Regions from separate parts of the Homo sapiens genome. Here region 2 is linked to region 1. A link is an interaction called in ENCODE POLR2A ChIA-PET data of the cell type or tissue named here. Cell type or tissue: IMR-90. All regions are shown on one strand. Each heading gives the region's core, and the rest is flanking DNA. Links, peaks and the distances in the headings are about the cores only.

Region 1 (5,396 bases), core at 237-5,236:
AGATTGCAGCAATTCAGTCACATCTTCAGTCTCCACTTCTATTTCTAGTTTTCTTGCTCTTTATACCATGTCTCTGGTGATTTTCTCCATTGAATTCTTGGACCCCTCCAAGTCATCTATGAGGGTTGGAATCAAATTCTTCCAAACAACTGTTAATGTTGGTATTTTGATTTCCTCTCATGGATCACAAATGTTCTTTATGGCATCTGGAATGGTGAATCATTTCCAGGAGGTTTTCAATTGACTTTGGCCAGATCCATCAGAGGAATCACTATCTATGGAAGTTATAGCCTTATGAAATGTATTTCTTAAATAATAAGACTTGAAAGTTGAAATGACTCATTGATCTATGGGCTGCAGAATGGATATTGTGTTAGCAGGAATCAAAACAACATGTACCTCTCTGTCCACCTCCATCAAAACTCTTGGGAGACCAGGTGAATTGTCAATGAGAAGTAATATTTTGAAAAGAATCTGTTGTTTTTCTGAACAGTACATCTCAAGGGTGAGTTTAAAATATTCAGTAAACTGTGCTGTAAAACAGATATGCTGTCATCCAGGCTCGATTGTTCTGTTTATAGAGCACCATCAGAGTACATTTAGTATAATTCCTAAGGTACCTATGATTTTTGAAATGGCGAATGAGCATTGGCTTCAACTTGAAGTCACCAGCTGCATTAGCCTCTAAAAAGAGAGTCAACTTGTCCTCTGAGGCTTTAAATTCAGTTACTTATTTTCTCCTTTTTAGCTATAAAAGTCCTACATGGCATCTTATTCCACTGGAAGCGTGTTTTATCTACATGGTAAATGTGTTTAGTGTAGTCACCATCAATTCTTTTTTAAGCTAGATCATCCAGATAAACTTCTCGCAGTGTTCCATTAGCACTTGCTGCTTCACCTTGCACTTTTATTTTATGGAGAAAGCGTCTTTGCTTCAACCATATGAATCAACCTTTGCTAGATTCAAACTTTTTTTCTGCAGCTTCCTCACCTCTCTCAACTTTCATAGAGATGAAGGGAGTTAGGGCCTAATCTAGGCTTTGGCTTATGAGAATGTTGTGGCTGGTTTGATCTTCTATGTAGAGCACTAATAGTTCCTCCATATCAGCATGAAGGCTGTTTCAGTTTGTTATTATTCGTGTGTGCATTGGAGTAACACTTTTAATTTTCTTCAAGAACTCTCCCTTTGCATTCACAGCTTGGCTAACTGGCACAAGAGGCCTAGCCTTTTGGCCTTTCTCAGCTTTCAATGTGCCTTAATCGCTAAGCTTAATAACTTTTAGCTTTTTCTTTAAAATGAAAGAGGTACTACTCTTTTTTGTGCTTGAATACTTAGAGGCCGTTGCCAGATTATCAATTTGCCTAATAATATCACTGTGTTTCAGGAAACAGGAAGGTCTAAGGAGACAGACAGAGATGGGGGGAACGGCTGGTTGATAGACCAGTCAGAACACAGAAATTATTAAAATAATTACAATAATAACATCAAAGATTACTAATCACAGATCACCATAACAAATACAGTAATAAGGAAAAGTTTGAAATATTGGGAGAATTAACCAGAATGCGACACATAGGCATGCCATGAGCACATACTGTGTGAATAATGGTGCTGATATACTTTCTTGATGCAGGGTTGCCACAAACTTTCAAATTGTAAAAAAAAACAGTATCTGTGAAGAACAATAAAGTGAAGTACAATAAAATGAAGCATGCCTGTATAAAGTGATTCATCTAGATATTCTTTGATTCACTCATTTGTTTTCGTCACGTATATCACGTGATGTATAATTATTTTCTGAATATTTACTCATTTTTTAACAGTCTTCTCAGCTGTTATGTAAGCTCTCTGAAACATAGAAAATTTTGCTAACCTGTTAAAGAGTTACATTTCTAGCACTTAACACTATCCTTGATATGTGGTAATGGTCAGTAAATATTTATTGAATGAGTCGAGGAATTGTGATCATCTGTATTGTTTAGGTTACAGAAGAGTTAATTTAAAAAAATAGTATATTTTGGCTTTCCAGTGGTTTTAGTTGAGTGTGATTGTTTAACAAAAATGTATTGAGCAACTAGCTGGCTGCCATGGGGGATTTTTAAAGTGATGGACAGGGTCCTTGTTTCTCAAAGAATACGCATTCTAGTATATAATTTGGCATGTGTATGGAAGAGTCAATGAAAGATTACGAAAGACAAATGGTGGAGGCTCAAAGCTATGCTTTTATTCTCATGTGCTGGTGGAGTACTACTATGGATCTGATAACAGTAAATTTGCTGTCTCATCAGTTACAATCTGTTCTTCACTATTAATTGAGTTATAATTCTGGGACACTCACTCAGTCCAAATCTGACCTGTGATATTATCCTCAAAATAAATGCTTGAGAACAAGTATTATCCTAAATTTACTGACAAAGAAAGGGGAGTCTATGAGGTAAAATACTTTTCTTAATGATACATAGTTGTCAAGATGCAGTCAGGGGTTCAGCCCCATGTTTTCTAAATCCAAGTCTTAAATATTTTTCTGTATACAACGTTGCCTTTCTTCTTTCTACCCCCTTTATAAGCAAAATGTTAACAAAATGTTTTTTCTTTCTGCATAATAATTTGACCTTTAGTTAACTCCCTGCCTCTGATCTGATAACCTTATAAAAGTGGTACACCAACCAAGTTACTAAGCAAGGTTGCTATGTCATGACCCCTGATTGGTAATTTGCATATATACTGGGAAGAATTATAAATGAATTACACATACCAGATGGTGCTGCCGTAATGTTGTGATTCCTGAGTATGGTGACTTACAAATGGTATGCACCAGGAGGGTGGTCCTGAAAGCTATGTCCATGGGATTAATTTAGTACATATGGACTCCTCGTGGAGCATGAGGCTTGTAACCAGGATGACTGTCATACCCACTGGTATGTATCTTGTCTTCTTGCACCTGAGGAACAGTGTGGATTGCTCCTGATAATTCTGCAGAATAATACCTGATGCTACCCTGCTGGCAAGCTGTGATTCTTTTTTTTTTTTTTTTTTTTTTTTGAGACATGGTCTCATCCTGTCACCCAGGATGGAGTGCGGTATTGTGATCACAATGACTCACTGCAGTCTCGAGCTCCTGGACCCAAGCCATCCTCCCACTTCAGCCTCCTAAGTTGTTGGGACCACCGGCATGCACCACCATGACCAGCTTATTTTTTATTTTTATTTTTTTGTAGAGACAGTTTCTCCTTATCTTGCACAGGCTGGTCTCGAATTCCTAGGCTGAAGTGATTTTCCCGCCAAGGCCTCCCAAAGTGTTGAGATTACAGGTGTGAGCCACTGTGCCCAGCCAAGCGGTGATTCTTGTCCTGTAACCTTCTAAGTGTTTGATGCCAGGTGACACTTGTGGTGGTCTTGTGAGCTTGAATGTTTAGCTGAACCTGAAAACTCTTGGGTAGAGTCCTAGCAAGTAAAATTTTTGATTTTTTTATCCACAGATAAACAAATATCTTCAATCATTTGTCTTGATCTTAATGGCCATTGTCCTGTAATGAATGAATTTGGGCTTTGAATTTTGTGAGCTTGAATGTTAATTGAACCTGAAAACTCTTTAGTAGAGTCATAGAAAGTAAAATTTTTCATTTTATGCCCACATATACACGAATATCTTCAATTACTGGTCTTGATCTTAATGGCCATTACCCTGTAATGAATGAATTTGGGCTTTGAATTCAAAGATATTCCACAGATTAGTTCACTTATTTTAATGAAGTTTATGCCTTAAAATGAGACAGTTTCTCCACTTATCCCTATGTTCCACATGAGAATATTGAATGTCATTTCTTTTATAAAAAAGAGTTCCAAATTCATTGTGTAAAGCATCCTCATGAAGTCTGAAGATTTAATTTGCTTATATATCTTATTGTAATAAAGAAGCAAATTATAATTCGGGGCTGGGGACTGGAGTTTAAAAGAAATACTTTAAAAAATATTTTTAAGAGTTAATTAGCTTTCCAGAGTACTGTGCATTTAATATGTACATAGAAAGTGAGGCTTACATTCACAGCAATCAGAACAAACAAAGCCACAAGTGTGATATTCAGCAATGCACACAGCCCTAGAGAAGAGCATGCATAATATTCAGGCCAACAGAAAAATCACTTTCAGATAAACTAACAGAAGAAGGAATACCTAAGGTAAACTAACTGGGGCAATTTCTAATGAATGCAATTGCACTATGCAAGGATGGGGCAGTTTCAATAGGTTAAACAAAAATAAAAGTTTGGCTTGATTGTTATAATTTGTCAAAGTAAACCACTGTAACATTTAACTACCTCAATATTTTATTGCAAATGACACTAATTAGACTGTGGGTTTTTTGTTTGTTTGTTTGTTTTTTGGTTCTTGCTTTCTCAGAGGGCAGAGTTCTTAGGCTTAGTTCTCCACTTCAATTTAGTTCCTTTCTGATACTAATCACCAGTGTAATTAAGATCATTCCTAAGGGCATCTGAGAAAATGCAAAAATGGCTAGATTTTGCGCTTTGCAGCTTTACCTAAGACCTTAACAAAAATATCATAATGAAGCTGAATATTATGTATTTTTAGCAATAAATAAATGTATTATAAATGAAATTTTGAAATCCCACTTCAAAATTCAATAATTTTGAATGAATTATTGAAATTCAATAAAATTGTATTGTATTCAATTATTTCTTATATTTTTAAATAACTGTCTACTTCAAGTGGTTTTTGTCATTGTTGTTGCACAGGTCTATTAATTTTAACACCTTTATAGATTTGGTAAACATCATTATATTCAGGATATGATACAAGATAAAAGTCCTTTGCTGGATAAATAAGTTCATTGCAGATATTAATATTTTTCTCAATCTGTTACCCCATCCTTTGGTTCTATTAACAATGTATCACAGAAAAAAACTCTTCAATTTTATAAAGCCAAGTTTATTACTATGGATTATGCATTTGGTGTCATAACTCCAGATTGGAGTGGCCATGATAGGAATATGAATGAAACGACCATGGTTGCAATGAAAGAAATTATGTTTGGACTCATCAGCACCAATGTTTGTTTACCAGGCTTTCTGTGGGTCATGCTTTTGGTGTCATAACTCCAGATGACAAAGATCTTCTATCTGTTCCTCTAAAGGTTTTATGGTTATGGATTCTATGTTTAGATCTGTGATCCATTTTAAGTTAAAACTTTTGTAGAAAGTATGAAATTTACACTAGGTTTTTTTTGTTGTTGGTGGTGGTGTTACTTTTTGTTCTGCATGTGGATGTTGAATGGTATGAACACCATTTACTGAAAAGGGAATCTTTTTTCTTTTGAATTGCTTTTCTGTTTTTGTCAGAAATTTAATGACCATATTGGGGGAGTATGTTTATTTCTGTG
Region 2 (5,396 bases), core at 66-5,065, 440 kb after region 1:
CTCTCTTTTAGCTATTTTAAAATGTACAATTACAGTATTGTTTTCCATAGTCATCCTACTGTGTGACAGAACACTGGAACTTATCCCTCCAGCCTAACTGTAACTTTGCACCCATTGACCAGTCTCTCCCCATTCCCCTTCCCCTCTCCCCTCCTCAGCCTCTGTTCTACTCTACTTCATGAGAACAGCTTCCTTAGATTCCACATATGAGTGAGATCATGTGACATTTGTCTTTCTGTGCCTACTTTATTTCATTTACCATAATGTCCTCTAAGTTCATCCACCTTTCTGTAGATAACAGGATTTCATTCATTTTTAATGGCTGAATGGTATCTCATTGTGTATATATACCATATCTTCTTTACTCATTCATCCATTGGTGGACAGACACTTCGGTTGATTCCTTATCTTGACTATTGTGAATAGTGTCACAATAAACATGGAGGTACAGGTATCTCTCACACTTATTGCCCTTCCTTTAGATCTATAGCCAGTAGTGAGATTGCTGGATCATACGGTAATTCTGTTTTTAATTTTTTGAGGAAACGTCATCCTGTTTTCTATAATGGCTGTACTAATTTATATTCCCGCTAACAGTTTCCCTTTCTCCACATCTCCACCAGCACTTGTTAATTTTGTCTTTTTGAGAATAGTCAATCTAACAGGTGTTTCATTGTGGTTTTCATTTGCATTTTGCTGATGATTAGTGATGTTCCGCATTTTTTCATAAAACTGTTACACATTTGTGTGTCTTCTTTTGAGAAATATCTTTCTGGGTCTTTGCTGATTTTTAAATTGGATTATTGGAGGTTTTTTGCTATTGAGTTGATAACGCAGACATAAATCCATGCACTTATAGCCTACTGGTTTCAACAAAAGTGCCAAGAACATACAATGGAGAAAGGACAGTGTATTCAATAAATTGTGCTGCAAAAACTGGATATTCACACAGGTAGACCCCATCTCTCACCATATACAAAAATCAACGCATAATGGATTAAAGACTTAAATATAAGACGTGAAACAATAAAACTACCAGAAGAAAACACAGGGGAAATGCTACATGACATTGGTCTGGGCAAGGTTTTTTTGGATACAGACCCCAAAAGCACAGGCAACAAAAGCAAAAGGAGATAAATGGAGTTACATACATCAAAGTAAGATGTAGCCCTTTGACTGTTCTTTTTCAACGGCCTGAACAGGTTCCATTTTCTTTTCACTTCCTGCAGTAACTTCATGGTTTAGACCAATATTGTTACTTTTACTTGATCTTTATAACCAGTAATTTTTCTCCTTCAGTTTTTCCAAAACTTTATTTCCTCATATTCTTACCTTGCTGCAGAACTTTCAAAGATATCCATCCAACTTCTTGCAGTGGGGTCAAGTGCAAATTATTTCTACTTTTCTTAATGCTCTTACATTTAAAAATGTGTTTTGCATTTTTTTTCCATATCTTTGCTCAGACTATATATTGTAGCATAAACTTTAAGAGCATGAAAGATCTGTGTTTAAATTCCTATTCTTCCACAGGACAAATGACTTAATGGAGCCTGTGCTGCTTATCTGTAAAATTGGAGATTATCAATACAAACAATATGTTGTGGGGATTCATGGAGATGATGCATATAAAGTCCTTAGGACAGAGGTTGGGACCTAAGAAGTTTTTCTCAAGTAGTAGCTTCTGTATGCCGTCTAGTCTCCCCACCCCGCCCCAACTGTTTTTAAAATCCTACTCATCTTTCAGAACAAGTTCATTTCCCACATTCTCTGTGACCCTTTATGTGATCAGTTATTAGTGCCACTCATTTGGCTTGTATGTTGTCTTTCCCTGTGTGTAGTATCATCCCCCCAGCGAAATCACAAAGAAGAACATGTCCTGTCCTTTAACACTGTGTCTTGCACATTTTGTGTTGATTAATAGATTAAAGTGATACCTGTCATAACAGTTTTTCAGGGTTGTCCAAGCAGAGAATATGGATGACAACAGGCTGCCCAAACAGCTGTTACAGGATGAGGTTAAGTGCAGTGACCACAGGAGGTTTATACAAACTACCTCAGAAAATGGAGCACAGCCACAGAATCCTGGGCTGTCACCACGTCTGGCAGATTACAGTGCTGTGCAGTAAGCAGAAATGGGACATCTCATTTTAAACAAATACTTTGGGTAGATTATGAGGTTCAAGAGTAGAACTGTAGACAAAAACAAGCCTTACAAATCGCAACTGCAGCTGCAAAGGAAAAGATGCATCTTTATGAGAACCTATTGTAGGAAGACATGCAGGTTACAAATCCATCTTTAGCGACATTTACACCCCCAAGAGCTCTAGCATTAGTAATGTTATCATCCACTAGGATTATAATATAGTGTGCAATGATAGCCTGTTATGATCTGTCAGAAGTGGAAAAACTTAACTTTTATTTTTAGAGCAGTCCAGTAAAAATGTTAACACTCTCTGGGACCACCAGCCTGAGCAATATAGAAAAACCCGTCTCTAGAAAAAATAAAAAAATTAACCCAGCATGTTGATGCATGCCTATTGTCCCAGCTACTAGGGAGGCTGAACTGGAAGGATCACAAGCCAGGGAGGTTGAGGCTGCACTGAGCCATGAGCATGCCACTGCACTCCAGCCTGGGTGACAGAGTGAGGCTGTGTCTCAAAAACAAAATTAAATATAAATGTGATCTCTACTTTTTTTAAAATTTATTATTGTTATACTTTAAGTTTTAGGGTACGTGTGCACAATGTGCAGGTTACTTACATATGTATACATGTGCCATGCTGGTGTGCTGCACCCACTAACTCGTCATCTAGCATTAGGTATATCTCCCAATGCTATCCCTTCCCCCTCCCCCCACCCCACAACAGTCCCCAGAGTGTGATGTTCCCCTTCCTGTGTCCATGTGTTCTCATTGTTCAATTCCCACCTAAGAGTGAGAATATGTGGTGTTTGGTTTTTTGTTCTTGCAAATTTATGTTAGCTTTTCTAAGCATTCTCTCTTTTTTTTTTTTTTTTGAAAGGGGGTGCTTTCCAGATTGAGGGAAACTTTCTTTGTATTTTCCCTCATGTTCATTTTAGAATAAGTAGGGATGATTATTTATTTAGAAACTGCATTGTATGGTGGGAAAAAAGCACCTTAATGCTGAAATTCAGAGGGAATTGGATTCAAATCATAGCTTTGTCTCTTACTCTATATTCTTGGATAAGTAGTTTAACCTTAGTAAACCGCTCTGTGAATCCTCACAGGAAGGTTTCAGTGCTACACAAAAAATGCTCAGAATTATGCCTAACCTATATGAGGCACTCAAGAAAGGTAGCTATTATTATATTTGACTAATAAGAAGTTAGTTAATTTTGCAGCCAGTCATATTGTTTAAAAGGCTGGCACAAGTTACAATTTCCTGTAATTGTCTTAGAAACCACACCTTTCTAAATAGGAATGGGTATGCTCTCAGGTCAAATGCCTTATTTGTTCAACTTGCATCTATCTGATTCTGCATAAAGTATTTGGCTGATCAGAACAGTCAGGAGGATAGAAGCTAATTTAATCAATAAATATGTTTTGGAATTTTGTTTTACAACACCAGAGTCTGGCAAAAGCAAATAAATTGCTTTCTCTCTTTGGGATTAGGTGAGAATAATCCAATTTGAAGGATCAGGTTTTAATTACCTAATGAATGAATCCTGCTAGGAGTTCTGAATTTCATGTTTGGTCAAGATTGACAATGATGAAATAAGCAGAAAAACCCAGGCAAAGAGAAAAATAGTGAAAGCCTGAGATAAAGTATGAAGAAGGTATGTGAACAATATCACCCATGAATGGTGGTGCTACAAGTCATGGTTTATTTCTCTGAAAGGTTATCTGAAAATTAAAAATCAATGAATCTTAGAATAAATACTGACTTTGAGTATCTGTAACATGTTGCATTAGAAATCTTAGGTTGGAGGCAACAGAAACCAAATTTGTTCACTTCAACAGGCAAAGGGGGAATGTATTATAAGGATGCAGGGGGTGTCTCAGAACCTCAGTGCAAGAGTGCAGTCTGGCTCCTGGACCCACAAAAAGTTTGTCTTTCTCTCTCATTCTCTCTCTCTCTGTAGGTCAACTTCATCCTTTTACCCTTGGTTTTGGCAAATCATCTTCATCAATTACTCAGTTCACCTACTAAAAATGGCCATAGCTCTAGATTTTGCATCTTCTCTTACCAAGAGACCAGCCCTCACTGTAATTGAAACCTTCCAGTCCCAATTCCAAACTCTCAGAGAAGGAACCCCAAAAGGTTCACTGCATATACTGAACAGCTTATTATAGTTGGGAATCAAATGATAATGCTGAAATAAATGCTCATGACAGTGTCTTACAAAGAGTCATTCATTTTCAAGCATGTTACCCAATGGTCCAAAATCCAATGCTCATTGAGATACCACTAAGATTATCATTATACATGACACAAAACTTTCCATTGATAATACCATTTTGTATTGAATATTGTGTTATCAGATACTTAAGGCAACTGAGTCACCATCTTGATGTCTTTATATAGAAAAGCATTCAAATGAAATTCAGAGGTAAGAAATACAAAATGTAGAGGGAGAGGAGGTGTATTCAAATGACGTTTATATCCCCAGCACCAACTGTCATTTCCCTTTAGGTATCTTTGCTCCTCTGCAGAGCATTCTCAGCTTAATAGCTCTAAGATACTCAGCTGTGAACACAAAGGGGGATAAAACTCTGAATGAAAAAGATGAAGGATTCTTTGGTAGCTCTTACAAACTGAAAGAACTGAGTCTAACAAGGAATTTGTTTTGTTAACTAGTAGATACATATATATTCTCTCCACTCCCCTTTTAGTCACTAGTTAATGTTTTTTGAATGCCTGTCAAAAATTTACATTCAAAGATGTAAACATGTGGAGATAAGAACTAGAGTTAACTTTTCAAATTGTGTCACAGTGATCTGATGAGACTAGAGATAGGAGAAACTTAGTAAAAAGAAATAATTCATTTTGTAAGAAAATAAAAATCTACAAGTTTCTTGTGGGAAATTTATGTTTGAAATGATAAATAAGATCTACAATCCTTCAATTATTGAAAATAAATACCTCCAAAAAGAAATGTGTCTGCAGACCTGCTATAATCCTTTTCTTATGTATATCCCTTAATAATAAAATTTAACAACCAAAAATCCACTTATTATTCTAATAATCCACTGACTTAGCAATCTTGATGACATAATGTGGTGCAAAAATAAAATTTTCTCTTCCATTTTCAATGGGATACATTATAGTTTTATTCAAATTGTTGTCTTGTTCTAGTTTTCCACCTAACATTAAAGACACTTGACCTGTACTTCTTGTTATTTTATTTTTAAATAATTGATAAACGATCTGTATTCC

Evidence for each region. ChIA-PET counts read pairs that join two places held together with the same protein. Peaks named below come from ENCODE experiments on the same cell type or tissue, not always from the same donor. Only the 100,000 strongest peaks of a DNase experiment are listed, where the experiment ranks them.
Region 2: POLR2A ChIA-PET joins it to region 1 with 13 read pairs; 2 of 35 experiments call an interaction of 5 or more read pairs at or near these places.

Annotation. Positions count from the first base shown.
Region 1 is chr13:93,464,557-93,469,952 of GRCh38, forward strand. All of the region lies in intron 1 of GPC6 (glypican 6), which reads left to right. Among named protein-coding and RNA genes, the nearest start is that of GPC6, 240 kb to the left of the region's middle. In IMR-90, for the core only: no CTCF peak of the experiment used is centred there; no DNase peak of the experiment used is centred there.
Region 2 is chr13:93,902,079-93,907,474 of GRCh38, forward strand. All of the region lies in intron 3 of GPC6 (glypican 6), which reads left to right. Among named protein-coding and RNA genes, the nearest start is that of GPC6-AS2, 46 kb to the left of the region's middle. In IMR-90, for the core only: no CTCF peak of the experiment used is centred there; a DNase peak (open chromatin) is centred at 2,083; H3K27ac peaks cover 482 bases.